Linked DNA regions of Mus musculus: all the other regions are linked to region 6. The links are chromatin loops, found by intact Hi-C in ENCODE. Cell type or tissue: left cerebral cortex. All regions are shown on one strand. Region 1 overlaps Gm40327 (a long non-coding RNA gene). Region 2 overlaps Tmem132b (transmembrane protein 132B). Region 3 holds the start of Gm32811 (a long non-coding RNA gene). Region 4 has its middle 18 kb from the start of Gm32986. Region 5 overlaps 1700081B01Rik (a long non-coding RNA gene). Region 6 has its middle 3.7 kb from the start of Tmem132b.

The links. A loop is a pair of places that touch in the nucleus more often than their neighbours do. Peaks named below come from ENCODE experiments on the same cell type or tissue, not always from the same donor. Only the 100,000 strongest peaks of a DNase experiment are listed, where the experiment ranks them.
Region 1: it touches region 6 in a loop (3.0-fold over the local background); 2 of 42 quality-filtered maps call a loop at or near these places.
Region 2: a loop joins it to region 6, with 2.3 times the contacts of the local background. A loop is called at or near these places in 2 of 42 quality-filtered maps.
Region 3: it touches region 6 in a loop (3-fold over the local background); 2 of 42 quality-filtered maps call a loop at or near these places.
Region 4: a loop joins it to region 6, with 5 times the contacts of the local background. A loop is called at or near these places in 3 of 42 quality-filtered maps.
Region 5: a loop joins it to region 6, with 10 times the contacts of the local background. A loop is called at or near these places in 8 of 42 quality-filtered maps.

What each region holds. Positions count from the first base shown.
Region 1 is chr5:125,830,861-125,835,860 of GRCm38, reverse strand. Gm40327 (a long non-coding RNA gene) reads left to right here. Exons shown (of 3, transcript XR_868522.2): 2 at 2,692-2,783. Among named protein-coding and RNA genes, the nearest start is that of Gm40327, 4.5 kb to the left of the region's middle. In left cerebral cortex, a CTCF peak has its summit at 2,756; DNase peaks (open chromatin) are centred at 2,713 and 3,553; H3K27ac peaks cover 1,711 bases.
Region 2 is chr5:125,753,246-125,758,245 of GRCm38, reverse strand. All of the region lies in intron 5 of Tmem132b (transmembrane protein 132B), which reads right to left. Among named protein-coding and RNA genes, the nearest start is that of Gm32811, 8.2 kb to the left of the region's middle. In left cerebral cortex, a CTCF peak has its summit at 2,010 (motif pointing right); DNase peaks (open chromatin) are centred at 1,071 and 1,376; H3K27ac peaks cover 2,154 bases.
Region 3 is chr5:125,760,947-125,765,946 of GRCm38, reverse strand. The region is part of intron 5 of Tmem132b (transmembrane protein 132B); the gene reads right to left. Gm32811 (a long non-coding RNA gene) reads left to right here and starts at 2,038. Exons shown (of 5, transcript XR_003955993.1): 1 at 2,038-2,174; 2 at 2,499-2,668; 3 at 2,778-2,929; 4 at 3,355-3,487; 5 at 3,759-3,905. In left cerebral cortex, no CTCF peak of the experiment used is centred here; DNase peaks (open chromatin) are centred at 983, 1,204, 1,936 and 3,152; H3K27ac peaks cover 1,015 bases.
Region 4 is chr5:125,906,611-125,911,610 of GRCm38, reverse strand. No RefSeq gene overlaps it. Among named protein-coding and RNA genes, the nearest start is that of Gm32986, 18 kb to the left of the region's middle. In left cerebral cortex, a CTCF peak has its summit at 2,975 (motif pointing left); DNase peaks (open chromatin) are centred at 1,180, 3,478, 4,078 and 4,755; H3K27ac peaks cover 2,843 bases.
Region 5 is chr5:126,730,876-126,735,875 of GRCm38, reverse strand. 1700081B01Rik (a long non-coding RNA gene) reads right to left here. Exons shown (of 5, transcript XR_377078.3): 3 at 1-270. Among named protein-coding and RNA genes, the nearest start is that of Gm33347, 6.1 kb to the right of the region's middle. In left cerebral cortex, a CTCF peak has its summit at 2,165 (motif pointing right); DNase peaks (open chromatin) are centred at 2,216 and 3,014; H3K4me3 peaks cover 409 bases; H3K27ac peaks cover 570 bases.
Region 6 is chr5:125,526,228-125,531,227 of GRCm38, reverse strand. No RefSeq gene overlaps it. Among named protein-coding and RNA genes, the nearest start is that of Tmem132b, 3.7 kb to the left of the region's middle. In left cerebral cortex, CTCF peaks have their summits at 1,921 (motif pointing left) and 4,564 (motif pointing right); DNase peaks (open chromatin) are centred at 1,925 and 4,581.

The sequences.
Region 1 (5,000 bases), 300 kb before region 6:
CACACACACACACACACACACACACACACACACAGATGTACACTTTCAATACTTATTTTTATGTCAAGGTGGTGTCAACTCCTGACACAATCAATGTACAAGAAGAGAGGTTTAGGGCACACACTCACCAAGGACAGACTGTCATGACAGGAACAGCATGGCAGGCATCAGCGTGTTGATCTGTGGCATTGAGAGCCTGCATGGGGCCTTCTCACGTTTGGGTGGATTAAACCGCCAAGAGTTAGGTCAGAACCAACCAGCTCCCTCCTTCCTGCCCCAATGACCTACTTCTGCTAGGGCACAGTCCCAAAGGTTCCACAACCTTCCTAGACAGTTCCACCAGTTTGAGACAACTGAGCCTGTGGGGAAATTTCACACTCAAACCTTAATGACACTGAGCCAGGAAAGTGCAAAATACTTTTTGAAAATAGTTTAATTTCAATTCTGTAAAAAGGACAGAGAGAACTCCTTTGAAATGGATTGATTTAGTTTTTAGCTTGCAAAGTGCACCCCAAACGATAGTGTAGAAAATGCACAGTTTTCTATGTAGCAAGTGAGGGCTGAAAACAACACACTAATGGAGATAAAATGCAAAGAACTGGGATATATAGTAACAATTCCAACTGCCAGCGTGAAAGATTCTTTTATTTATATATGTGAGCTGTCCTTGTAATTTCCCTACTGGGTTGATTTTACAAGGAAAAAAAAAATGCCTATCCTATCGACCACAGTGTCATTCATCACGGTGTTAGGGGCTCCAATCTAGGGATTCATCATCAGGGTTTGACAACAAAATCCATCGGCTCAATACACCAGGCTTTAGCGGGAAAGTGAGTTACAAGTATGTAATGCCCCTTGGTGTCTTCTCCGTGAGTCCGTTGTATGGGTGCCCTGTTGTTGGATGGTGGTGGTGGTGGTGGTGGCTGTTTTTAGATCTGAAATGTTGAATGCAAAAGCAAGTGGCAGGAGCCTGATAGGCCTTTGCATCCTCACTTTCTCCGTCCCATCTCTCTCTAATTCTCCCAATCCCCAGCTTTCATTCAAATATACCAAAACAGCATGAAATCAAGATGAGTTCATCATCTCTAATTTGTGCTTGCATGTCGACTGTAATCGTCTTGTAAGCATTAAAAGCCAAGCTAAGACACTGCCTGTCTTAGATAGGGTTTCATTGATGTGAAGAGACACCATGACCAAGGCAACTCTTTTAAAGAAAACGTTTAATTGAGGTTGTCTTACAGTTTCAGGGGTTCAGCCCGTTATTATCATGGTGGGAAGCATGGCAGCATCCAGGTAAACATGGTGCTGGAGAAGGAACTAAGTATTCTATATCTTAATCTGAAGGCAACCAGGAGGAGACTTGTAGCCACATGCAGCTAGGAAGAGCATCTCTCTTCCTCACTGGGCAGAGTTTGAGCACTAGGAGCCCTCAAAGCCCACCTACACAATGACACACTTCCTCTAACAAGGCCACGCCTCCTAATAGTGCCACTTCCCATGGGCCAAGGATATTCAAATCACCACACTGCATCAAAGGAAAATGGCAGAGAGACATAGAGGATGATACTGCATGACTGCCTTCCTCTAGTCACAGGTGCTACATACCTGCACACATGTATACACACACACATACACACACACACACACACACACACACACACATACACACACACTCCTATCACATGTGCACATGCACACACACTTATCTATTTATTTACTTACTTTGTTTTAAATTTTTTGCTCAAGAACTTCGTACATACACATAATGTGTTTGAGCAAATCCATCCCCATCCTCTCCCCCTTGAATTCCTCCCCTTTTCCACTTTCCCCCCTTAATTCCATGTACGTTTTTATAAAAACCACTGAGTCCATTTAGTGCTGACTACATGTGTGGGGGTAGGGACAAACATCCACTGGAACATGGGCAGCCTGTCAGAAGCCAAATCCATGAAGAAAACTGGCCCTCTCCCCTGCAACCATCAATTGCCAATAGCTCCTCAGTTTTGGGTGGGACTCTCTGAGTCGCCCCCTGTCTATTCTGGGATTTCTCTGTGCATATTTTCTTGATGATATCCTAGCCACTATGAGTCACACACACACACACACACACACACACACACACACACACACACACCAAATTTTAAAACCAGAGAATGGTTTTAAAAGGTTACATAACATCCTAAATTCAATTAATTGGTGTCAAAACATTTGAATTCCATACCAGATCATAATACTATCTATATAAAATTAAATTATTCAAATGAATATTTTAAAATTCAGTGGATCTTTATCTGTTAAATAGCACAGACTGAACAAAATCAGTTAGTGCCAAACCTCCCTATGGCTGCACCAGAAAAAAGTGTAAATCAGTGTTCAAAGCCATGAATCCACAAGAGTAAGAGGGCCGTCAGAAATCGAGGACATGCAGGATACGGTATGGAAGCTCAGTACACCAAAACAGGTGTACCATTAGCAAAGAGCCTGGAAAATTGGCCACTCATGCCTTCACAACCTTCACAGACTAGGGAAAACCCAGGGGTAGGTACTTCCAAAGTGGGAGTAAGAAAACTTTAATATATTACAGGACTCTTGACTACTAAATACAGTGTGGGCTGGAATCTACAGTGTGAAAGAGTTTAATAGTGACAGCATCCATTTTTCTCCTTGCTGTGACAAAATTGTTTCATTTAGGGGCTGGAGAGATGGCTCAGCTGTTCAGAACCCTTTGCACTCTCACAACTGACTCTGACTCTGGGAGATCTGACTTCTTCTGGCCTTTGCAGGTACTACAGCCATGTGGCAGACACAAAAAGACCCATAAGCAAAAATAAAAATTTTAAATGAGTCATTTAGTTGATAATAGTGCCCCAAGGTCTGTAGAGAGAATCTCTTATAAGCATCACCTGTCAATAAAATAAAGTCTATGACCAATGAGCTGAGGCAAAAAATAGGAGGTGAGACACTGGCAGTAAGAGAATAAAAGGAGATTCAGGGAAAGATGCTGGGGCAGATGCTAAGGGAGATGTTGAGGAAGATGCTAAGGAAGAGGATGAAAGAGAGGTATCTAACCATGTAGAAGACTTAGAATAGTTTGAATGGGTTAAATAAGTTAGTCCAGGAAGGAGCCAAAGCTTGTGGCCTAGGCATTTGTTAATAAATAGTCTCAGAGTCGTCATTCAGGGAGCAGGAACAGGGAAGGAAAAACGGATTTTTTTTTTACAAAGGTTAATTTCTCCTAATTATTTTCATACGATTATGTAAGATGCTAATATATGGAAATCATGTGTAGGGTATGCGGGAAATTGCAACTATCCTAGAGAATTCTAAAATAAATGTGTTTTTTAATTCAAAGTCGGTAGAGGTATTTTTTTCCATTTCCATTTTTCAAGTTTCTGTATATTCTAAAATATATGTGTTTATTATATCTACAGTAGAAAATGTCCTTGTGATGTAAGGAGATGTTAGTCAGCTCTACTGAACTGGTTTCTGGGAGTCAGTTAGCCTTAGGCACTGAGAGCTATGATGACTTAAGATGGGCCCCAGAGTGCTTTCGGAGGAATCACAAACTGATGAGCATGAGCTTGTGGTCACATTGACCCCAAAAAGTGACTACACACACACACACACACACACACACACACACACACACACAGAGCGACCATCAATTACCAACAGTACCTCGGCTACAGCTGTGGCTTCGAGATCCTGGAGCAGGTGGCATTGGTTTTATGTCTCTTCATGCTTTGGTATGAACAGACAAACACACTCCTAACTCTCCCTCTGGTCCCCCTCTTCCTCTATAGTGAGCTCCAACACAGTTTGTTATTTCTGATTTTAGCAGCCATCCTGTCTGGGCTTACCTCTTCCAGAACTTCCTTCTTTTCAGTGTGTGTGTGTGTGTGTTTTTCCTCTACATGTGCATGCACACACATGTGGAAGCCCAAAGTGGATTCAGGAAATGTCCCTAATGTCTTGTCTATCTTGTTCACTGAGGCAGGATGTCTCACAGGCAAAGCTCCTTGGTATGGGTCGTTTTTCTAGACATCTTGCTCTGGGCATCCTGCCTCTGCCTTCTGGGGTGGAATTACAGGATACTCTCCACATCCACGTGGCGTTTATGTAAGTTTTGGGGGGGGGTAGCAAGTGCTTACCTGCTAGGCTTTCTCTCTAGCCCCTTCCAGAACTTTCTGTCGCAACTCTCTGTCACCTTGTCTTTTGAGATGTATCAAGTGTGCTTGACAAATGGAAGCTGTATACATTTGAGGTATGAGGTGTAGTGTTCTGATCAAATTATACATTGGACAGACATTTCTAAGATCAAGCCCATCTATCACCTCATTCGGTCTCCCTGTGTCTCTGTTTCTCTGAGATCCACTCCCTTGACATATTCCACATACACAAAACCCCAGTGACAATCACTGTCAGCTCACTGTTCCCGGGCTCTGGTGTGTGTTCATTTTGTAACTGAACGATGTTGTACATTCTGGCCAGTCTATTTCTCAAATAGAAAACTAAGCATGCCAGTCACCCAGTTAAAACCCTCAAATGGATCCTTATCGTCCTGAGGGGTAAGTTGGAAAGTCCCTCTGCTGAGAGATGGATGCTATTCCAGAAAGACCAAAAGTCGTGACACCCCATCCTGAGTCTGGAAAATCATCGGTTTACCTTCTCCAGTTTGTAAACTGACAGAAAACAGGGTTTACGAGACAATGAGAATATAAACCTTCATGTTTCATACTTGGAGTCACATAGGTCATAGATCTGCTGAACTCAAGGTTTCACGGGGGTGTGGTTGGGGGATTCATGTGTGCGTGTGAGTGGAGTGTCTGTTCCCAAGTGTGAGGGCACACATGTATGCATATGTGCAGAGACGAGTAGAATGTCCAGTCTCTTCCTCATCACTGTCTCTCAGTGAACCACAACCCACCATTTTGACTAGTCTGACTGGCCAGTATGCTCTTGGCAATTTACCCGTCTCCACCCTACAATGTTGCAGACTT
Region 2 (5,000 bases), 230 kb before region 6:
AGAAAGCATGGTGGACGCCACTTGCTGGCTTACTTGAAGCCTCATGCTCAGTTGGCTTTTATACCTAGCCCAGGAGCACTTGGCAAGGGAATTATGCCACCCACAGTGGGCCCTCTTAAGTTGGGTAGCAAACAGTCAAGACAATCCCTCACAGAGAAACCTGTTGAGGCATTTCCCCAATTGAGACTATTTTATGGGTGTGTCTAAGCTGGATCAGGGTTCGCAGTCAAAGCTAACTATGACAGTAATGAATATTAACTTAGATAACAACCAATACATTGATATAAGACCAATAACATGACATAAAACCTATCAGGTTTTCTATTTAAAGATGTACATTTCATGGTATGTCAAGCACAGCTCTCAAAAGTTGTTAAGGAAAAACAGACAGAGACTGACAATAACCTTTCTACATAACCCTTGTACCTAGATCCACCCCTATCTGTGGCTGGATCTTACATTTGTGTGACCGGACCTGGTTAAACTCAGAAGTTTGTTTCAACCATCCAGGTTTCTGGGTATACCGGTGGATCACAGGTCCACCATCTAGCACCCAAAGACATTGTTTCCTTCCTTCCCAATGAATGCTGAGAAAGCAAATACCTAGCAGACAATAAACATAGCCACAGAAGTCATAGGTACCAGCAACCATAATCTGCCCAGGTCTACGGAAGGAGAATGGTAGGTATTCAAGGGCTAGAACACACAGAAAGGAAACACAGGTGCTCACCTCCTGGCAGAGGCCGGGAGGTGAGCAGGTTTGAGTTGGCTCACTCCAAGATCTCCCAGAATCCTGCAGAAGTGATTTCCAGGATGTTTGGTCCTTAATTAGAGATGCCAAAGACAGAAAGGAACAAACGCTCTAATTGATATTGGAAGCGTAATGAAGCTGACAGAACAAAAGGTTGAGAATACAGCAGTGTGTAGCCACGGCCAGCAAGAAATACATGACACATCTCCAACAATAAAAGTCCAAATTACTAGCATAAAGAAGGACAGAATTAGGCAATAACAGCCAAACTGCCTGACAACTTATTCTTAGCTGCATGGCTCCTGGCAATGGGGGGAAGAAAGGAAATTCACGCCCAGAAATAGACTAACAGCGGGGCTTTTTTATATGGAATTTGTGTCTGTGTGTGTGTGTGTGTGTGTGTGTGTGTGTGTGTGTGTGTGTGTGTGTGAAGCTTTGCAAGGGGACAGAAATCTCTTTTGATTTTTTTTTTCTTCTTCTCTCCATGTTCTTTCAAGTAAAATTCGCATCAGTCTGAGGCAGGTGGATTTGGGTTTCTATGACTTGAAACAACAAGGAAAATAATAGTTGCTCTTTCAGGAATTCATCCTCCTTCTGTCAAATCTCTTCCACCCACCCCTGTCTGTCACACCTGGCCAGCTCCCGCTGTCTGCAGGGTGATATCAACTCAACTGTGTCTCCCTAAGGAGCCGTTCAGAACAAGCCTGCCTTCCATTTAATCCACTCTGTAAGCCCAGCTACATAGGGGAACTTTGATCACACAGCCTGCTGTGAGTGACACACCCTGACCCAGGTAAAGCTGCTACCATGGGGCTTGCTGTCATTTCCCATGGGCTTCAGTGATCAGCTCCCCACACAGCTCAGCAAGTCACAGAACATTTTATCCAGTTCCCTGACATTCACCTCCTCGCCTCTTCCTCTCCCACAGACCAACTTCTTCAGAAGCAGGAACCTTCCCTGGGGTAGAGAAGGCTTTAGAATGTTAATGTTTTTTGATTAGCCTTTTAAGGTCTCATTATTGTGAATCTACCTGATACCTGTAGACTGGGAATGTATTTATGGCAGCCAAAAGTTAACAGGAACCATCTTCAAGACCCGAATGAATTTATATTTATCTCTTTGTGAGTGTGAGAATCTGTCCACTGTGGATGATAGGTTTCTGTGGTTGGCTCGAGAAAATACTGGCATAGAATGTGTTGTGGTTTGAATGAGAAATGTCCCCCACAGGCTCACATATTTGCACACTTTATTTCCGGCAGGTGGCGTTGTTTGAAGACATTGTGAAACCTTCAGGAGGTGGAGACTTGCTGGAGGAAGTATGTCACTGAGGGTGGGCTTAATAATCTATAGGCTTGCCCCATCTGCTGCTCTCTCTCTGATTCCTGACTGCTGATGCAACATAACCAGCCAGCCTCATGTTTCTGCCGCCATGACTTCCCTGCCATTACTGACCCTATCCCTATAAAACAGTGAGGGAAAAAACAAAACAAAAACAAAAACTTTCTCCCTTAAGTTGCTTTTGTCGTGATTTTTTATCACAGGAACTAGAAAGAAACTAAGATATTATACAGACACATAATAAATATGAAACCACCACTGGTTAAATGATTAAATGCCCAGTGATTAAATCATAACTATGATATGGAAGCTGCATTTCACTCCCAGTCTCTGAAGACCCTTAACAAAGGAAAGCAAAACACACAGAGTATCCTGAAGAGCAGGTTCCCAGGTAACCCAAGTCCTATTCCTGAGAATCTGTGAATGTATTCTGATACATGGTGCAGCAAAAAACCAGGGTACCCAAGAGAGATATTCAAATCCTAGCTCCCAATGAGGAAAACCTTGTTTAGAAAACAAGATTTTTGCAGAGAGAAGCTTAAAGGTCTCAAGAAAAGGTCATCCCATGTTGGAATGGCTCTTAAATTCAACAACAAACTCCTGTATAAGAAAGGTCGTATAGAAAAACAGTGGTATGCTCACACAACAGTGAAGACAGGGGGTGAAGCTATAGGAGCCAAGGAATGCCAGGAGCCACCTTTCCCAGTGCTTCTTGGAAAAGCAGGGTAAGTTGTACATTACGAACATCTACCTCTTTCAGGCATCTGGTTCAATAGTAACTTTTTACATCAGCTCTTGAAACAATGCATTGGACAAAGTGTATTGAAGCTCCATCGACAGCCCTGAGATGGCCTGTCAGGGTGGCTCCCATGTTGTGAGTACAAATGTCTACTTGCCCCAGACATGAAACTAACAGTAACTCCAACAAGTCCAACTTAGTGAACCAGTGAATTTATTGGGATTATTACTTACAGAAATATGGGTGAGGGATTGACTCAAAGAGTCGATGAGAAATTACTCAAAGACAGCTGCTTCACCACAGTCCAACGCCTGCATGGGTGACAGGTCACAAAAGCTAGGAACCTGGAGCACACTGCACAGCCTGCAGGCAGCTCAATGGATTGAAGAATGTCCTTTCCTGGTAGATCAGTTGGTCTGAGTCTCTTCCTTAGGAAACCATGTTGGTTCCTACTTCTTTCGGGATTTATGGTCTGAGTCTCTTTGAAGCATCTCTACTGATCTTTGATGGTCTCTCAGCAGTCTTTACTGCTAATACATTCTTGGAAAGGAGGGGTCTGATGAATCTGGTCAATTTCAGGAACTTCCTGAAGCTATTTTGAGTTGTTTACTTCCTGTCTCAAGGAGTTTCCATGCAGGATAGAGTCTGCTACCCAACACCCCATGTAAGCAGTAAAGATATTTATAGTGAAATATGGGAGGATCAGAGTTAGAGAAACATTGCATTGACGGAATCAGAAAGGAGGGGAGGACAAGACAGAGAGAATAGAGGCAGAGGAAGCAGGCTTTCAGAAAGGAGGAGGGGACATGAGCTAAGAAGGTGGGTGGCCCTTTTAAGTCTAGAAGAGCCACAAATGATTCTATCTTCCAGAAGGAACACAGCCCTCCCAACATCTTTTAGAGTCCAGCTTACAGAATAAGATAACAAATGTGTGTTTTACGCTGCTAGTTGTTACAGATACCATAAAGACAGATGTGAGGACCCTAACTCCCCTTCAGGTGTGGCTGTAGGTTTACTGTTATTAAACTCTTGAGAATGCTAATTCCTTATCAGCATCTCCAGGGGGCGGCACTTTGCTTTGTTTTGTTTTCAACACCCTAAACTGTAAGGAACAAACCACTTAGCCCCTTAAATAGCAGCTGATAGGATACCTCCCTTGTGCTTAGAGCCAGAGCTGTCTGTCAACCAAGCTGCCCCTTCTCCCAACATTCCACCATCACTGAGGAACCTGAGCCCTGGTTGCAATGACCAGTCCAGCCATGTCAACCAAGCTGCCCCTTCTCCCAACATTCCACCATCACTGAGGAACCTGAGCCCTGGTTGCAATGACCAGTCCAGCCATTGGTGCTGCCACAGTTACTGCTCCTGACTCAGCCACAAAACCTCCAAGCAGCTAGTACAAGCTTTGGAAGACTCTACTCTGAACGAGCCAAGCCACAACGTACCTTAGATGACCCAGTTCCCTGGAGTTACCCTCGCCCAGGACAAAAGGAGGCATGTCTCCCTAGAGTCTTAGCAATAAGTAATGCAAATGTAATACAAAGCTTGTGACTAGCCCTTAGGGAAGTCTAATGATTAATGGAGTTAGAAGCTATGCATCTGTCAAGCTGGGATGACAATCCACACAGACATACCTGCCTCTCTTCTGGTCACATGAGCAGGATGCCTGCTAGTCTGGGGAGCATCTCTCCCATGGACCTCTCTCTCCTGGTGTGGCACTATCAGGATGCCAAAGTCCTCTCCTCTCCACTGCTCTTCTGCTCCAATGTGGTCTGTATCTTAGATACAGTGGAATGGAAGTGGTTGTAGGAAGAATAGACAAATACCTAGAGTATCCAGCCACTGCCACAATTACAGCAGCAACATTGAGGAGCCAGATGAAGAATTCTGAGTGTCTCCAAAGCTGAGGACCCAAAACACAAAGCAGAAGGAGGAGTAGAGTCCCACAGAGTGAATAAAGGCAGAGTCTGGATGAAGCCAAGACTATACAAGATGGTTAGAGTATTGATAAAGTGGAGAAACTGAGACTATAGAAGACAAAGGCCACCGGGCGTGGTGGCACATGCCTTTAATCCCAGCATTTGAAAGGCAGAGGCAGGCGGATTTCTGAGTTTGAGGCCAGCCTGGTCTACAAAGTGAGTTCCAGGACAGCCAGGGCTATACAGAGAAATC
Region 3 (5,000 bases), 230 kb before region 6:
ATATTGAAGTTCTCCTCCCTGTTCTCAAGTGATGATCTCTAAAGTGTTTCTCCTTTGGATAGCTGCAAAAAGATGGATTCTGGTGCCTAGCACATCACAGGGGCACCCAGCCTCCTGTCCCATAAGCACCAAATACTAGATTATCCCGTTTTCCACACTGAACATGGTGATCATTCACTTGGTGCTGCGTTAAAAACTTATCAAGGAGTAAACAGGCAAAAGGATTCCTGCTCATACATACATACATACATACATACATACATACATATATACATACATACAGCTAATGTCCAGCGTTAATGAGATGCTGTGGGTGTGAAGGTTAGTGATGGAAATGGAATCCCCACCTTCATCAACTCGTTCTACTGTGAGAGACAGAAATGCACATGAACAGCCAGAGGTCAACGGGTAAGTATGACATCATCAGATGGTGGCAGAGGCACAGATGACGATAAGGACGTGCAGAGAAGATGGGTGTAACCCATTCAGACCTCTCCTGTGGGCTTCCCTTAATTTCCATGTGGTTTTTGACTTTGATGAGGTGGGAGGTGGGTTCTCTCTAATCTACCCCTCACACTTGCCAAAATCACATTCCTGCCCAGTTAATGTCTTCGATTTTTCACTCAAGAATGCCTCCCGGTAATGGAAGGAGAGAACCAACTGACCACCATGGTCAAGCCCCAACCTGTCTTTCCTACCTCACCCTGATACACCTCTTCCTCCCAGTGCCTTCAGCCAGAGGGCTGAGTTTTGCTGGCTTCTCCATACACGTGGAGGACACTCCTCAGCTCTATCTCTGCGGTGAGCTGCCCCAAAGTTATCAGGCAGTCACAGTCATCAGTTAAGTTGCCCCAGCTCAGCTAACAGAGCCCATGCTTTCTTCCTTCACCCGCCTTGCAGAGGAAAGCCGGGGCAACCACAAACAGGCCTCTCTTTCCAGTCCTCCAAGACTCAGTGGTTAATTTGGAAACACATTAACATCTCTAACACCTACAGCAGGAACCTTCCCAAGGAGGATTTTGTTACATTGGTTTATCTGTCAAGTTTTCATCTTCCTTTGTCCTAAATGTTGACCTAGAGGAAAAGGCTCTGGCCATGTACCACCTCCAGTTTCCACAGCAAACACCAAATCACTCATCCCATCCCTGAGGCCCAGCAGACTCTCCCTCAAGAGATTTTTAAATAAAGAAAGTGAGTAAAATCCCTCACTTACATTCTCACAAGGACATGCAAGGGGACAGCATCGCTGAAAGAAGAGAGGAGGAAGTGGGTGAGAGACCATGAGAAGAGAAGATGACAGCACCCCATCCCGGCACAGACCTGTCCTCTAGCTCCTGGCATCCCTCACCTCAGCCTTCCTACAGTGGGTTTCTAAAAAACCGCATCCTCCCTTGTATCTAGGAAGGCTTTGAGGATTCAGTCTCCCCAACCTCAAACCAGGAGACCCAGAGAACACAGCTCTGCCTCAGGTTTCTGAGGCCCGGGGCCCATGGGAAATGAGCCTGTGAGCCAATCCACAAGCCAAGCCCAAAAGTTATCTGTTACAGATGAACAAAACCTCATTGTGTGGGGGCTTGAGATGTGGCTATCAGGACCTATGCACTGTCCTGAGTTGAATATCCAACACCAAAACATTGCGTGTACCTCTACATTTTTTTAACCTTTTGTCTGTTGATGAATATCCAGGCTGATTTGACATCCAGTCAAACTCAGGTGTGGACCACTGTGCCTATTTGATGTGGTGTTGAAGATCGGATCCCAAGGTTTCATCCAAGCTAGGCAAGTGCTCCATCAACTAAACCACAATGAGGATAGATGAGCATGTGTCTCTGTGCTATGCTGGTGTAGATTCCCTTGGGTGTACTCCCACAAGTTGCCTCTCTGGGTTTCTCTGGGCTTCTTCAAGGTCCATCAGCCCTTGCTGCAGTATCTCTGCCAAAAGCTCATACTGCAGACGTGGGTCTGAAAAAGCCTTCTCCTGGCAGAGGAGCCTTTCCAGTTGCTGTTAGCTGTCTCTATCATCTGACAGGGCTGGTCCCTGAGCTCTTGTGGTTGGAGTCAGCTCACTGATTCTTCAACAAATCCACAGTCTGTGCTTCAATGGGCATGTATCACCACCTTGGACTTCAACTAAGAGATGCTGTTGTTGGCAACAAAATGTCTTGTCTCTCCAGGTTGTGTTCTGATTTGGTTTGGTTTGGTTTGGTGTTTTTGTTTGTTTGTTTGTTTTGTTTTGTTTGTTTTTTGAGACAAGGTCCCAAGTATTCCATTCTGGCCTCAAACTCCCTAGGTAGCTGAGGATGACCTTGAACTTGTGGTCTTCCTGCCTCCACTTCCTGAGTTCTGAGATACCGGGGCACACACCACCATGCCTGGTTTCTGTGGTGCTGGGGATGGAACCCAGGGCCCCATGCTCGCAAAATAAGCACTCTACCAACTGAGCTCCATCCCTAGTGCCTGAACTATATTGTTCTGTGTGCTCACTTCATCCTTTACAGGATTGCGACATCATGACTGCTCCAAGACGACTCCACTGTGTGCTCTCTGCCATCTGCTCAGCATGTTCACTGCTGCAGATGCTTCTAGAAGGCCAGTTTTCTTCTATAGCTCCAACTAACCACAGCGTTCTTCATCACAATGCTCACCGGCCTTACCTGTGTATGCAATGGTTTGTACCCTTGATACCTACCCATCCTCCCATAGCCTGCACACCACAAATACCACCCCCCCCTGGTTATAAATCCTCAGAACCTATCAATGACCCCTAAACTCCACAGGTCACATTTACAGAGGAAGCACACAAGCTTCCGGAGTCACCTAATCCCTCCAGACACCGTGCGTGCGCACATTATTGTTCTGGACCTCAGTCCCTTCCACTCTGCAGTGAGCATGACCTTGCTGATGTCCAAAGGGACAGTGTGAATCTCAGGTAAAGGGCCCAGCAGAGAGTGATAGACAGATAAAGGTTCTCCATTCCTGCCTTTTATAACGTTGCCAATTTAAATAGACTCTTTATGAGTATGTTTCAGGTGGGGGCAGTATTCATGGATTTAGTAAGTAGTTCTGAAATGGGGGTCAGGGGGTGCCCAGTGCCTTCCTGGTGATGCTGAGAGGCTGTTGCATGATTCACAAGCTTGGAGAGGACAGATGCCTCCTTGGAGTCCCAAGACACTAGGAAGTCAGGAAGAGCAGCCTGCCCCTCCCCCACGCATCTCTGAGAGACAATCAACCCAAAGCCAGACTTGCAACCCTTTAGAAACAACTTGAAAATCCACAAGGCAGGGGCCTGGAGCAGCCCTAGGGGGAATGCACAGGCCTGGGCTCTGATTCACACTCTTTCTTTTTGACCTTCAGCTGGAACCATGATACACCATATATTAAACTAGCCAGAAGACAGTTTGTGACTAAAGAGAAACCGTAACAGTAACAGCAATTATCAACTGCATACTCTGTGCCAGATTCTGGGCCCAGTGCTTCATTTACAAAGGTATTTTTAAGAGGAGGAGGGGGGAGGGGAGAGGGAGAGGGAGGGGGAGAGGGAGGGGGAGGGGGAGAGGGAGGGGGAGAGGGAGCAGTACCCATGGAGACCAGAGAAAGGGCATTAGATCCTCTTGTGCTGGAGTGTGGGTGCTGGGAACCCAACTCAGGTCCTCTGCAAGAACAGCCAGTGTTCCATTCCTTCTACTAAGCTATAAATATGAGTCTTATTTATACCGTATTATCATTTGTGTTTGTTTGTTTGTTTGTTTGTTTGAAAGGAGGCATCAAATAGCCCAAATCGGCCTCGTACTCTCTGTGTAGGATGGCCCTGTGACACAAGTGGAGCAAGGCATCTGAGGACACGTGACTCTGTTCTCGGGCCATGGTCAGTCATCTTTGGCTCCTGAATAAACTATCTTTTATTCTCTTTGGCCCTGAGGTCAAAACTGTGTTTCTACACTGTCACCTTGAACTTCTGAGTCTCCAGAACCCACCTCCTGAGTGCTGGAATAGCAGACAGGATAGCAGAGAGAGGGATGTGTTATTATTCCCAGTGGGTGCCATGCTGAGGGTCAAACCTAGAGCTCCTTGCATGCTAGAGGAGCCATCTACCAGCTGAGACTCGTTCCCCAGCCCTCTACTGTACTATCTTTACTGAAGCACTTTCTCCAGTGGGCCAGGTTGACCCCACCCTACCCCACCCCCCAGCAGAGCTCTGAAGTCAGAGCTAATAAATCCTGTAGGTCCTTCAGCACTGGGGTAGGTCAACAAAAACACATGTAAGTCCACCATCCCGGTCTGGCCTTTAAATGTAGCCACTTCAGCATGCAGTTATCCCCCTCTATACCCATGGAGAAATAAGCCAGACTGACATCCATGTGTTAACTGATGGTTAGACACCGGGCTGCCGGGAAGACTCTGATAGATTCATCAGCCTGCCTGCTCTCAGGTGCGTATGCCATTGGGAATGATACTTTTGAAAACTGAAGACAGAAAGTGCTTTCCAGACTAAATCATCTGAGGTGACTCTCATCAGGGAAGTCACTTTGGGGCTGGCTGCATGAGGCCCTTTTGTTTTCAAAAGGGCTTGGCGGAACCAACAAGATGGCTCTCTGGATAAAGATGCTAGCTGCCAAGCCTGAATACTTGAGTTTGATCCCCAGGATCCACAGGGTGGAAGGAGTGAACAAACTCCTGCAAGCTGTCCTCTGACCTCCATATGTGCATCAGGGCACATACACGAGAGAGCGTGCATGCGCACACGCACGCATGTACACACACACACACACACAAGAAAACCAAAGATGCAAAGATGGATGGATGACACCTGAAAAAGGACACCTGTAGTTGACTTCTAGCTTCTATCATGCAAACATGCAGGCATGTGCAAGCACAATCCTACACACACACACACATACACACAAGAATATATAAGCTGTTGCTTCTGGGCCCTTATCAACTTGGCCAGGTGATGGCAGCAAGCAGTGCTGTCCCCTCTAGTGGGAGGCTGCGGGACTCAC
Region 4 (5,000 bases), 380 kb before region 6:
GATGCAATCATGAACGGGAAGCCCATCGTCCGGCCATGTGTCCCATGATATTCTATGCCCAGCCTGTGATTCCAGTAAGGCCAACTCACAGGAAAGTGCCCACCAGTTTTTAATCCATAAATAAAATGTCTTACATGTATTATAGTTTGCACTTACCTGGTTGTCCTAGTTGATCTTGTCAACTGGACACAACCTACAGTCATGTGAGAGGAGATGGCCTCAACTGAAGAATTACCTAGATCGGGTTTGTCTGTGGGGGGTTGTCTTCATTACTATTGACATATTAGGGTCCAGCCCACTGTAGGTGGTGCCGTTTCTTGAGCAGGTGTTCCTGGGCTGTGTAAAGAAGCCAGGGAAGCATGAGCTTGAGTGAGCCAGCTAGCAGTGTGCCTCCACGGTTTCTGCCTTGAGTTCCTGCCTTAAATTCTCTCAACCATGGACTGTGACCTGGGTGTGTAAACCAATTTGCATTTGAACAGAGTTGTTTATCACAGCCATATTAAAGTGGTATAAGGACCGTAGAAATCCTGAAGAAGAAATTGTTAAATTACCATAGAATGCATTAATGACTTCTCCAGGATCTCTCTCGTACTCACTCTGACTCCACCCCTGAAGATGCTCTCCTAACACCATCTATTGGGTCAGCATTTAAACATGTGAATTTGGAGACTTCTGAACAAATGCCAGGTCCCATTCGCCAACTGGAGCTCACATTTATTCCCCACAGAAAACTAAAGGACAAACACACTAAGGCTTGGGCTACCAGAATGATTAAGTGTCTTGGGGTCTTCCGGATGATATTTTCCTTCTTCCCAGACTTCAGCCACAGGATTCCAAAATCCATTAGTGACTGATGCTGGAGACAGAAGAGCTGAGAGACAGAGTCCAAGGGGCTGAGGAAGCCACTGCCAATTCTCCTCCTTGCACAGACCCAGACTGTCTTCCCATCTGTGTTGTTCAGTCTCCTCCAAGCAAGGAAGTGAGCATAGACCCTCCTGAGTACCATGGAGCAGCAGAAAGGATGAAAATCAGAGCAGAGCTGAGCCCTGGTTTCCTTGTTCCCCTTTGTGACACTCAAGTAGTTTAACTTGCCAGGACCACATTATGTAAAGAGCATGAACTAACACGCCTCTTAAGGGGAACTGCATCCTAGTGTTAGCATCAAACGGCATGTGGTGGGAGATTGTCAGTAATTGACTTTTCCAAGTATCCATGGGTCCATTCTGTCCCCAGTGCTTCTTCTGGGAAAATGACCAAGTCTTTCCAGTTATAGAACAACATGAGGCAGCCACTGCCATGTCAATTTTAAATCAGCTTTGATGCAGGCAAAAGAACACCAGTCCACTCGGTAGAGCCTTAGAAAATTCTGTTTGCGTGTGTATATACATGTATGTGCATGTGTGTGACTATGTGAATGGTATGTGCACGTGTGTGCATGTGCGTGTATGCCTGTGTGTATGTGCATGTGTGTACACTTATGTGAGTGGATACGTATTCATGTGTATGTCTGTGTGTGCATTTGCATGGATACCTGTGTGCATCTGTGTATGCATGGCCATGTACATAGATGTGTACTCGTGTGCATTTGCATGTGTAGCACTTGTAAGCATCTGAAACTGAACCAGCATTTTTTTTTTCTCTACTTTGTTGAGATCTCACTTCTTTACGATGTCAATATCCAATATGGTCCCTGTAAAAGTGGTTATTGAACACTTGGGATGGGTCTGACCCAAATTGGGTCTCTATACGTATGTATTTCACACTGGGTTACTGAGATCTAAAATAAAAATGAAAAAAAGGAAGTTATATTTATATGATTACATGCTGAAATGAAACATTTAGCTATAGGTTTAAGTAGTATATATTAATAAAATCAATTTTACCTGTTTCTGTTTCTGTTTTTCTACTTATGTTTGTGACTCGCATTAGACAACACTGTTCCCCAAGAATGTGAACTTGTGAAGCAGAAATTGCATAGAAAACTCTTGTATCTCACATTTAAATTTCCAAGAAGGCAATTCAGATTGGCTTACAATCTGTTACGATTAGCTACTTAACTGCAGGCCTGATGACCCCACATGGTAGAAGGTGAGAACAGACTCTTGCAAGTTGTCCTCTGAGAGACACACACACACCACCACCACCACCACTACCACCACCACCACCATCACCACCACCACCACCACCAGCAACAGCAGCAGCAGCAGATACAATAAGAATATTTTTAAAATAAAAAATAAAATTTAAGCCATGGGGCCTCAGTTCTTGAAGACCCAACCAGACATTCTGATATCATTGTTTATCTGCCCCCCACCCCATCCCCATCTTAGCCACTAGCCAGTCATCTGAAAAATGATTATTCTAAGGTTAAGCAGGCTAGCTGGAGCTGCTTGGTTGCTTCTAGAAATGTGTGCTATTGTGTCTATGTTTTTAATGAATAAGTGGCAGCAACATATTTGTGTTGATACTTAAGCTTCCTTTTGATGAAGAAATTTCAAACTTCTTGAGGTAGATAGATATAACCACTTGTTTAATCTCAGGACAAAATGAGAAGCACATACTGACTGTTTCTGTCCTAGCTACTAGACAGAGCTGAAGAAAATACGCTGTATCTGCACCTCAGATACATTGCAACTAGGGTTAGAGCTGAGAGAAAGGTTATCACCCAGAGTTTGCAAGGCCCTGGAGTGACACCCAGTACAGCAACAAAAACATTCATCAAAAGGTAAGATGTTTCCTGCTCATTTTTATCCCTCTCTGAAACCCACAGAAGCTTAGAATCCTATTAATGAACCAAAGGTACAGAGTACAAAGAGATACAAATTGGGCTATAAGAATTTAATGAAATTTGAAGAAAGTCTATTTTCCCAGGTGGTCAGGATGAAGACCACTTGCTTCTTTTACAGAGGACCCAAATTCAGTTCTCAGCACCCACATAAGGAGGCACACAACCGCCTTTAACTCTTGCTTAAGGAGATCTGTCGCCCCCTTCTGGCCTCCATGAGAATCTACACATATACTTATACACATACACATACATACACATATACATAATTAAAAATAAAAATATAGCTTAAAATAAATATATACTTATATCCACAATAAAATCTACCACCCCACAGTGTAGTGGTCACTAATTTTAATATATCATTGAAGATGGCCAGAAAAGTTCCTACTGCCTTGTGTCTACTAAGGAGCAAGCATGTTTCCTTGTGTTCACCGGGGCAGAGCCTGGACCATATGCAAATGCATTGCCATTGTAACCAATCACACCTCGGTAGCAGAAGTGGAAACATGAAGGCCTTTTACTTTTATGATGTAAATACTCTCACCTCTTCGCTTTGAAGCCACTCATCTCTGTTGATTCTAATTCCCTTTTCCCCCCAGAGTGTTTCTAGTCTATTGTTAGATGTGAGCTTCACTGTTGCAGAGTGCCCAAGTTTGATGTGGTTATTAAAATGGTGCCGATATAAATTACCATAGCGACAAACACAAATTCATAGCCCAATTTATCCTGTGGGGGCTGAAGTCTTCTACAGCTCTTGGAAAAGTACAGAGCAGATGAAGCAAAGACTCAGAGGCTCAGATACCCATCATCGTTAACTGATAATAAAGCCCCGGCAGCCTCCAGTAATGGACAACACAAGCCATTTCTTCTGATGGCCTGAGTGTGAGCCCATCTTCACCTGTGTGGCATGTGTTTATGTCCATCATACACGGGCTACATTCTGATGACCTTGGAGAAGGAAATATCCCCACCACAGCAAAGGACTCTCTCTGTCTCTTTTACTTGTAATTATTTCAGGCTTGACTGATAGCCATGGGGTCTCTGTCCCTTAGTAATTAACATGAATCTAAACAGTAAAAAGGACAGACACCAAAAGAAGGACAGATCCCTTGCACCAGACAGCAAATACAGTGCTAAATATAGCTGAGGAAAATATATGGTTGGGGGGTGGGGGCTCTTCTCAGTCCCGTCCCTGTTTGACAGGCACATAGATCTCTTGTTGCTCCCTCATCCAAGTGCAGAAGTTAAAAATAAGAGGTAACACCTGTGTTCTTAAGCAGCATTCTCTGGTGACAACGGCTTTCAAGGGACCGGTGTATTTTTGGATAGGCACACTGAGACATCCCTTAAGCAAAAAAAAAAAAAAAAAAAAAATCCTCGGGAGGATTTAGGGTTGCTTCCAGCAGGAGAGCATTTGTGAGTTTATCCTTCCCTGTGTGTGATTGTGGACAATGTTAGAAGACAGATCCATCCCTGCATGTCCTTTTCCCAAGACTTTGTTCCATGGCTGAGGACTCTATGCCCTTAATATCAAACGCTAACGGGTCCCAAATAGTGAAAATCCCACCAATTCTCTAGGTGTGAATTTGAAGGGGGAAAAACTCATCTTTCTCCTATCAATGTTGGGAACTAAACACTATTTTTATTTATGTTTGTATGTGTGTGTGTGGGGGGGGGGTGCATGTGCAGGCACATGTGTGCGTATAGGTGTGCCTGTACATGTGTGTGTATAAGCATGTGGAGTCCCTAGGTTCGTGCCAAGTGCCTCTCTTGATCATTCTCCACCTTATACATTGAGGGATGGTCTCTCACTGAACATGGAGCACACGATTCTGACTTCTCTGGCAGCCAGGACTACAGGTGGACCACAACACCCACACGGCTTTTAAGCGGGTTCTAGGTTACCCATTCAGCACCCTCCCAGCCCTGGGAGAAAAAAAATTAGAAGTGTTGCCTGAAGGAGCCATACTTGCATTAGCTCAAAATAGTTTTTACTTCCTTATGTTGTTGGCACACTTTCAAACACTAGAGATTCATAATATAAACAATCCAACAAACGCTTTTGGAGAGATGGCTCAGCACTTAAGAGCACTAGCTGCCCTTTTGGAGGACCCAGGTTCAATTCCCAGGGCCCACATAGAGAGGCAGGGGAGAGAAAGGGGGAAAGAAAAGACAAAACTGAAAAATAAATATAGAATCCAAGCTGAAGGGC
Region 5 (5,000 bases), 1.2 Mb before region 6:
CTGATAGGGGTGTTGGGAACTGAACCCTGGTCCTCTGAGGAGGGTGGTGGAGGAATAGACCCATCAGAGCAAGTTCAGGAGAGAAGGAGATGGTGTCTATCAAAAGAACAAAGTGGTAGAAGCCTGGGTGTTTCTTGGTCACAGGTGTGACATGACATGTTTGTCAGCCTGTTAATATTTATGACCCATTCTACCAAAGCAGCCAGCAGAGCAGCCAATCCATCAAAGGCTTCGTCCCTGGAACAATTCTGTTTCGTGGGGCCATCAGCCCTGAAAAGCAAAATTGAGAACAATTACTGAAGAACGTGATGCAAATCTTCATAGTTGGTGAAATAATCAGGATTCTGTATTTGTTTGCTTTAACAGATTGCCCATACTGGCAGGTGAGCCAGGTCATTTATCACTGAACGTTCATAATAAATACGCTCATGTCACGAGCCTCGAAAGATCTCTGACTGCTCCCAGAGTCCATGTGCATCTTTCTAAAACTCTGCACTTCTACTTAGAAATACCAGATCTGAACTCCTGAACTCCAGAGAGCTCTGGGTCTCTGCTGTTTCGTAGGGAACTCTCTTTTCTCCAGAACTGGAGAACTACGGAAAGGTTTGTGGCTAAGGGAGGTCAGAGTTGTTTAATTTGAACTTCACTCACTGGCTGCTTCAGGATCTCAACGTGCCTCAGCCCTATGCGGGCTTGGCTTCCCTTTCTGCTGGGTAGGGTCTCTAATTCCTTCTAGAACAGTCTTCTCAGTTGACTTTGAGGATTGTAGAAGGAAAGGACAGTCTTGTTGTGTGATGGCCAGCAAGCTCATTATTTATGGCACCAGAATAATCCAGCATGGTTAAAAGGGAAGGCTTAAATAGTGATGAGGCATCTTCTAAGAGCATAGCGGAGTTAGAACTTACGGTCCATCTTGACCCAACCACCACTCCAACTATATGCCAGCCTCACCTGAAGCAAACAGCAAGCAACGTGCCCGTGATCTTTCAGAGTAGCGTTTTGACCTATTTTAACTGCAGAGCCCATGGTACCGATTCCTAACTGGCTTTAATTTCTCAACTAGTCAAAGTGATGTGCCTTTGTCCTTTGTCTTTTATTTGTATTAGCATATATTAATTATTCATAATGTGCCCTATTATAGCATTTTCATGTGTATGTGCAGTGTATTTTGATCATCTTTACTACTCATTATTCTCTCTTGTCCCCCCTCCCCTGACCATCCCTGCTGATCTGCTTTCAAGTAAGCTTCCATCACACCTCCATCTCCTCCTTCCCTTTCTCCTCAAGAGTTAGGGTTGTTAAAAAAAGACCACAGGGCAGCGAAGTGCTTATAGAATTGTATGTGCACTTTACCAGGGCTACACCAATGAAGAAAACGACTTTTCCTCCCCCAGTTGTAAATCCCTAGGGATGGGTGGGGCTTCCTTAACTCCTCCCTAACACCAGGACCAGATTATGTTGTCAGCACAGCTGTAGGGGAGCACTGAGGTGCAAAGCCTTTCCAAACCGGGAGGTGATGCCCCCATCCCTTCTTCCTCCAGTTCTTCCATTCTCTCGGCCCCTTCTGCATGCTCAGAACGACGTTTCCAAAGTTCATTTTATGTTTAAGTGACTACGCAAGGCAGTAGATCTCATTAGGTATTTTTGAACAAGGTGTACTTTTAGTAGGGTCTCCTCAATCACTCCCACACTGCTTCTTAATGCTCCTAACCTCCCCACCACAACCCCCTATATAAGCTGCCATTCCCACGAGACATGTCCTTCCTTGGCACCTTTTTTTTTTCTCCTTCTTGCTTAGGATTTACCCACAATCAGGCACACACACACACACACACACACACACACACACACACACACCATAAAGGGGCAGTGAGGATTCCCATATGAGAAAGAAAGCATGCTGCTTGTTTTTCTGTGTTTAGGCCACGGCACTTAATATTATATACTTTCCAGATCCATCCATTCATATCCGCCCCACATCCTCATCCCTCCGCCCCCGACCCCTCCACCACCACCACCACCCCCGCCACCCCCCCTCCCGCCACCTCCCCCCCCCCCCCCCCCCCGCCTCCCGCACAAAATTTTGCTCTTTCCCGAGAGTCGTAGGCGACAGTCCCGATATTCCCACTAGGTGGCGCTGGCAGACCAGCTTGTGACACGTGTTCGCCCTGCCCCCTCCCAAGAGGCACCCGCCCTTCACTCTTTCCCTTCTGGGGCTTCCTGGGACCTTTGCTTTCCAGCCTTTGCTTCCTTTCTTCCACCTTAGGAGTTCCTGCTCCGGGCGTGGGCCAAGGCTGCCTCCTCCTCTGCAGGCCTCCTGGCTGCTTGTGTGAAATGTACCTCCTCGGGGCAACCCACTAGCCCTGCTGTGGTTTTCCTTGTTAGTTGAATAGAAGACATTGCTTGCTTAAGCTCTTTTGCTTTTATATAAAACGACGGAAACCTATTATAAAATTTATAAACACAGGAAGAAAAAAAAAAAAAAAGACGAATCTCAGCCTCTCCCACGTCACCGGGAGCTATATTGGAGACCATGATTCCATCTATCTATTCCGTATCCTTACATATGCAGAGATTAATGGCTGGATGGGCAGATAAACACACGGCAGATGGGTAGGGCACTTTATGACAGTGAAATCTGACTTCAATAAAGACAATTTATAGCGCATCTATTTGTGAAAGCTACACATTCCTTTTTTATTTATAGTTAGAACATTAAGAATTCAAAATACACTTGCTGTGTTTCACAAAACAAACAACCACTGTGTGTGTGTGTGTGTGTGTGTGTGTGTGTGTGTGTGTGTGTGTTCCTCTATTCATCTATCCATGGACCATTAGGTTGGTTCCATATTGCTATTGTCAATAATGCTGCAGGGCATGTGGGAACACACATATCTTGTTTACACAGTAATTTCGTTTCTTTGGATATATATTCCGATGTGGGAATGCTAGCTTGTGTGATCATTCTATTTTCAACGTCTCAAGAAGCCTCCATATGCTTTCCATCATGGCTGGGATAATTTATATCGTTCAGCCCTAACGTAAGAAAGGAAATCCTGACGCTGGAGAGAGACAATGCAGATGATGTGCGAGATAAGCCAGATGCAGAGACACACACTTCCCTGTGGTGTATCCTAGAAGCTGTGCTGTTGATAGGATGGACCATGGGCTATGGATGAGAATGGGGTGACATCCGTTAAAGCTTTAAATAAACGCCATTTATATGGCTGCTGAAAGGGGGGGAGTCGTCTTCTCCAGCGAAGAACCTCTAATAAGTAGATAGCCCTAACCACACACACATGCATGCATACACTAAATAGACTCAGCAAATTCTGTATGTACACCTATGGGTATAACAATAATAATTAAACAAGTTCTCTAGTTTTCAGGGATGTCCAATGCTTGGTACCTACATCAGGAAACCAGAGAGATGGGCTGGACCGCTCAGTGGTTAGGAGTACTGGCTGGCTGCTATTGTAGAGGACCCAGATCACATTCTCAGCATCTCCATGGCAGCTCACAGCCATCTGTAACTCCAGTTCCCAGTAACCTAGGCCTTTTTTGGCTTTCTTGGACACTAGGAATACATATACAGTACACAGGCATGCATATAGAGAAAACACTCATATACATAAACTCATAAAACAAATCCGAAATAAATTTTAAAAGAAATCTGAAAGACCTGAGAGCAAATCTGCATATGAGATGCCTAGCTATTAACACGAGGACAGGTTTGCTTTTGTTTTTTTGACAAATACATTTTTCCAGAGGCTGCACAGAGCTGATGGATCGACACAAGTCACGGGCTCCAGTGGTGTAGCCGCACTGCGATCCGTTGCTAGTGCAGGGACCATGGCAGGATGAGAATGTTTGTAGCCTTCCTTCACAGACTTGGGTTCAGACCCTCGTGGGTTACTTCTCAGCTGTGTTGTCTCAGCAAAGAAAAAAGAAAGAAAGAAAGAAAGAAAAAAAAAACGGCCAATTGTTCTGCATTCAGAACTGCTCGGCTCTATAATGAACTTGTAATTTACTTGGCAGTGTATCGGAGCCGCTGGAGACGGCGGGCAATGGTTTCTGTAGAATGCCCCAGAAACCTCCCAAGGAAGCCTATGCTGCCGGTTCAGCAAGAAACCAAAGAACAGCAAGAAAGCGTGATATTGACATCTAGGAAGGGGACAGCGATGGCAGCCGAAGCCACTACAATTCCCGCAGTGAAAAGGCAACAACACAGGGGTTAATACACTGCAGGGCCTTGACCTCCAGAGACAAAATACTTAGAGCAAAAGTAATGGATGACCAGAACTGGAATTTCTTTAAAAGATAAAATCATGTTTTTTTCGGGTGTGTGAGGGCCTATGTGTCACGGTGTGCATGGGAAGTCAGAAAAGGACTCTAGGTGTCAGTTCCCACCTCCTGCTCGTGAGTCCTGGGTTTCAAAGCCAGGCGGTCAGGCTTGGGCTTGGCCACAAGTACGGGCACACACTGAGTCATCTTGCTGGCCTCAGAACTTGAGTTTTCATAGATTGTCGGTGTTAAGCAGGGCTTGATGACTGACGGACTTTAAACTTGAGCTTGCCTGGTGGCAGAAAGAAACTGAATACACAGCAGCTATAGATTTCAGGCCACGGGGTAACACGTGACCAGGAGGGAAGACTCAGTGTTATATCAGGAGGGTGGCCTCAAATCTCCATGCCTCCTTAGAGGTTCTGTGTGTGGCCTGCTGTCCAAGGGCAGTTAGTGGAAGTGTATATAAGCTGTCCCAGAGACTACTATACACACTTCACACTAGCCCAGGGCCTTGTGTGCACACACTTTTCTGTGTTAGTTTAAAACACTCCCACTGAAGTTTCTTTTTCTTCTATCCGCTGGAATATCTGAAGCCAAGGGAATGCATGGATAGATTAAATGGCTCAGCAGGCACCCAAGCCTGATATATGGAGCTCTATCCTTGGGACAAATGGTGGAAAGATAGGACAGATTTCTGCAAGCTGTCCTCTGAC
Region 6 (5,000 bases):
TCGAAAAACCAAAAAAAAAAAAAAAAAAAAAAAAAGAAAAAGAAAAAGAAAAAGAAAAAGAAAGAGAGAGAGAGAAAGAAAGAAAGAAAGAAAGAAAGAAAGAAAGAAAGAAAGAAAGAAAGAAAGAAAGAAAGAAAGAAAGAAAAAAAGAAAGATGGGTCAGACCTCAAATCAGTCAACAGGGATGATGCAGACTGTGGCCCAGCATCCTTAGTTGAGAACCCAGGGCAGGCAAAACTCATAATCCTCCAAAGAGCCTCAATTTCCCAACCTGAGACATAAAGTCAGGGCAGCCTCTAGCTGGTATTCCCAGGAATGCACACAGGAAACCCCTGACCCGATCCGCCAAGGGTAACACCCTCATGCTCGCTGCAGCCGTTATCACCGTGTCTGATTTGCCTCCATGGGCGAGTATCAGCACACTCCGGCCTTCCCAGCTGGTGAGGGGGCTGGTGGACCTACTTCATTAGTAGGGACTCATTAGTCCAGGCAGCTCCAGGCTCTTCCACAATTTTTTAAAAAAGAAGAAAAGAATAAGGAGCAGGAGCAGGTTAGTTACCAAGAACAAATTCTGCTCTGCCTGCAGCCCTCCTTCATAAGGAATCCTGTCTTTGCCATGCTCCTGGCAAAGGCATCAATAGGTGGACAGTGGGTTCTGGGTTTCTTTCTTTCTTTCTTTCTTTCTTTCTTTTTTTTTTTTTTTTTTTTTTTTTTTTTGGTTTTTCGAGACAGGGTTTCTCTGTATAGCTGCCTCTGCCTCCTGAGTGCTGGGATTAAAGGCGTGCGCCACCACCACCCCGCTTGGGTTCTGGGTTTCTTCTTGAGTTCAGAGGTTCTGTGTGTCCCCTCTCCCTGGTGACTATGGCTGTAGGGGATGCTACCCAACCTCAGGTACTTCTGGGTGCCACTCCAGTCACCTTTTCCACCTCTCCTTCATTTACTAGCGAATATCACTGAGCTGTGCACCTACTGTGCTCGAGGCCTGGGCTGGATGGTGAGGACTCAAGAAGTAAACACAGCAGGAACCGCCACTCTTGAGGAACTGGGATTGAACAGCAGCCCCGTGATGGAGATAGCGCAGGCTGCAGCCATAGCCAGAGGGAGGCCAGGGTGTATTGGACCAGGTCATCAAGAGCTAGGATCTGTGACCAGAGGGATTCTATGGCTTCCTTGGTAGGGGCATAGTACATGGAAGGCAGGCCACAAGCCAAGATCCATAAATCCCCGGGGGTGATGGAAGGCATCGGTTACCTTACCCCCACCTCACACACACTCCCGTTCAGTTCAGAGGTACCTCATCACATCTCAGAGAACCTCTAGAGCTGGGCCGGAGTGCGCTCCCCAGCTGACCCTTGCTGGTGATGATGTAATACCACAGAGGAAGGAGGGGTCTGTTTTGTGGAATGGCTGACAGGGAGAAGGCAGGTTAGTTGCTGTGCGACTTTGTAGAAACCCCTAACGCTTTCTGAGCGTCCCTGCTTTGGCCTGTACCTTCACTGGGCGAGGATTTCTGCGTGTTAACCAAGCCGGTGTTTCTGATAGTATTTATGGAAATTCTAAGCAGAGGGGTCTGGAGGGCCCAGAAGAGCTGAGGAGCTGAGGGTATAACCAGGAGACCCTGTAGCTCCCTCAGCAAGTGTATCTTCTCATCCCTGCTCAACTTCAAATCCCCATGTTTCACCTGGCCTGGGGAGTACCAAGCAGGACTCCCAAGGTTCTATACATACACAAAGAAGCTGAGGTTGGAAATGACTCTCGCCCTGGTTCTGTAGTGTGGTAAGGGAAATCTAACCTGACCTTGAGGTGTAGAGCTCTGACCACCCCGAAGTAGCAGGTGGCTGTTCCCTTGGGACCCTCCCAAGCCTGGCCTCTAAAACCCTGCCCAGGTGCCTCTGGGCTTTGGACAAAGAGCAACATTACCATCTTGTGGCCAAAGCGGGTAGTGCATCCCTAGGTGGTGCAGGTTCCTCGCCCGGGGAATCAGGAAAGCTTGGGGCTGAGGCTCTCCATCCCCAATAGCTGGGCTAGACCAGGCACCAGGCTTGACACAAGGAACCCCAAGTGCAAATCCTGGGAGAAAGGAAGGGAGAATGGAAGGAAGAAAGAAGAAAGAAGGAAATGAAACTCAGGGTTGAAGAGCAGGTTAACAAGATGCCAGAAGTCCCCCATAAGCCTGTGACTTGAGACCAGATGGGAGGAAAAGCAAGAGATCTCAGCAGGAAACGACACTCACCCCACACACCTGACTTCAGTCCCCGGAATCCACAACGGAAGGAGAGAGTTGACTGCCACACGTGTGCTGCGTTACATATAAAGCATCACCATTCCCACTTCATAGTCATGCACAACAATCGCTTTTTTTAAACCGAAATGGTCTCACTATGTAGTCCTTCTGGCCACTTGCTGACTGAGGGGGTGATGGGAGGGGCTCCCGTAACCACTTATGCCAGTGCCCACCAGCAGTTCTTTGCTTTTCTACCGGTGGAAGAAAGCAAAACGCTTTTCCAGAAAGTTTTAGCCACCGTGTCGTCGGGCTGATCCTGCACAGACCATTCTCTGAGAGGATACACTGTGGTGCTTAAACTCTGCTGCTCCTTCAGGCATTCTTGACTTGCAGCCAGAAACAGCCTGGATGATAGATGCCGGTTTTGGGAGAGCCCTGAATGGACAGTCAGTCAGTCGTGCATATTTAGCTCTCAACAGAACAACTTGAATAATGTATGTCAAAAAGTAGAAGAAAACACACACATACATACATACAAAATGTTTCTTCTCCTATGCTGGCTTTTTGAGGGGTAAGTAGTTCTCCAAATCCCGTGTTCCTGACACAGACTCAAGACATAGGTACTGAGAAAACAAAACCTAGATGACACTTGGAGTGTCTTTGGGTGCATTCCATACCCCTCTCCCCACACTCTCTCCCCACCCCTGTGATGGTTTGTATATGCTCAGGCCAGGGAGTGGCATCATTAGGAGGTGTGGCCTTGTTGGAGTAGGTGTGTCACTGTGGGTATGGGCTTTAAGACCCTCATCCTAGCAGCCTGGAAGTCAGTATTCTGTTTGCAGCCTTCAGATGAAGATGTAGAACTCTCAGCACCGCCTGCACCATGCCTGCCTGGATGCTGCCATGCTCCTGCCTTGGTGATAATGGACTGAACCTCTGAACCTGTAAGCCAGCCCCAATTAAATGTTGTCCTTATAAGAGTTGCCTTTGTCATGGTGTCTGTTCACAGCAGTAAAACCCTAATAACTCAGTGAGAGTGTCATGTGACAGCATTGTCACGAGACTGCATTGCTTCAAGCATTCTATATTGAAAGCATCTCTCATGCTGCCTAACAATGTTTCTCTGTGTGACAGTTTGAAAGATGCACTTGGCCCTGCCCTTAGGATAGTCCTTGTTTAGTTCCATCAGTTTCCCTGAGGAAAAACCAAAGGGCCCCCTGTGTTTCACTGGGGGGGGACGACAAAGGTTTGAGGCTGGAGTGTGGCTCAGAAGTGGAACAAGTTCCATCCTCAGCGTTGCAGAGGGAGGAAGGGGAAAGAAGGAAAGAAAGGAGCTGGAGAGATGGCTCAGTTGGTAAGAGCATTTGTTGTGCAACCCTGAAGCATTAGAGTTTGAACCCCGGCACTTGTGTGAAAAGCCAGGTGTGGCCATGAGCACCCAGAACCCTTGAAATGTGGGGCCGAGACAGCTGGATACATGGCCCAAAACAAGGAGTGTAAGAGACCCTGTCTTGAGGATTTAAGGTGGAAAGGGAGAGAGAGCACTTGATGTTCTACTTCAGCCTCTACACTTGCAAAAAATGGGGGGCACAGCGGGGGGGGGGAGACCAGGCCGGGGGGGCGGGGGGGAGATGGAGGCAAAAAAGAGAAAAAAAGAGAAAGAGGGCAAAGGAAAGTCTGTCTAAGCTGCTTTTCTTATACATGGTCAGATGCACCCTTAAATCCACACTGTGGAAGAAGGAGTCAGAGGTTGTCTAATACAGGTCTCCTTATAAAACACATTCAAGCTGGGCAGTGGTGGCGCACGCCTTTAATCCCAGCACTTGGGAGGCAGAGACAGGCAGATTTCTGAGTTCAAGACCAGCCTGGTCTACAAAGTGAGTTCCAGGACATCCAGAGCTACACGGAGAAACCCTGTCTCGAAAAAAAACAAAACAAACGAACAAAACACACACACACATTCAAATTCCCACCCTTTAGTGGCAGTGGCCAGTGGCCTCAGAGCTAATTCACAGCTCCAGACCCAGCCTTCTCTGCTTCCTTGAAGTTTTGCCTGCGAACCTTAGCCTTTAACAGCAGAGTGAAGGCTCCGGCCCCTTCAGTCCCTTGATTCAGTTTTAACGCTTCGCTGCGTCCCATTCGCTCAATAAGTGGAATATTCCAACAGAATTAGCTCCTTACCCACCCCAAATCTGTAAATATTGACGTTTACAATGAAATGTACGTGTTTGGGGAGATCATTGCCACCTCCAATGTCATCACCTTTTATATATATTTACTTAATATACATGTAGGAGTATGTGACTTCCTGTATGTACATCACATGTGTGCAGTACCGGTAAAGGCCAGAAGAGGGCAGCAAAGTCCCCTGGAGCTGAGGCCACAGACTGTCAGAATACTCTTAAAGCCACTGCTGCTGTGGCTGTTGCTGCTACTGGTTTGTTTGTTTGTTGTTTGTTTGTTTGTTTTATTTTGCTTTGGGATTTTATTTGTCTGTTTGTTTGGGTTGGATTTGGGGGCTGTGTGTATGTGTGTGTCCATGTGCTGGAAGTCTACACATAATGTGGAATGCACTCGTATGTGCTCCACCTTTGAGCATTGCCAGCCCCTCTCAGTGTATGAATCCAGACGCTTCGGAGAAACCCAGCATCCTGCTCTCTGCACATGGGGCCTGGGTCCTCAGGACACCACAGGTTTCTCCCATCTGCCTGCCCTTTCCCTTGACCACATCTGCCTATGTGGTTCTTAAATCATTCCTAACTCTCATAAATTCTCC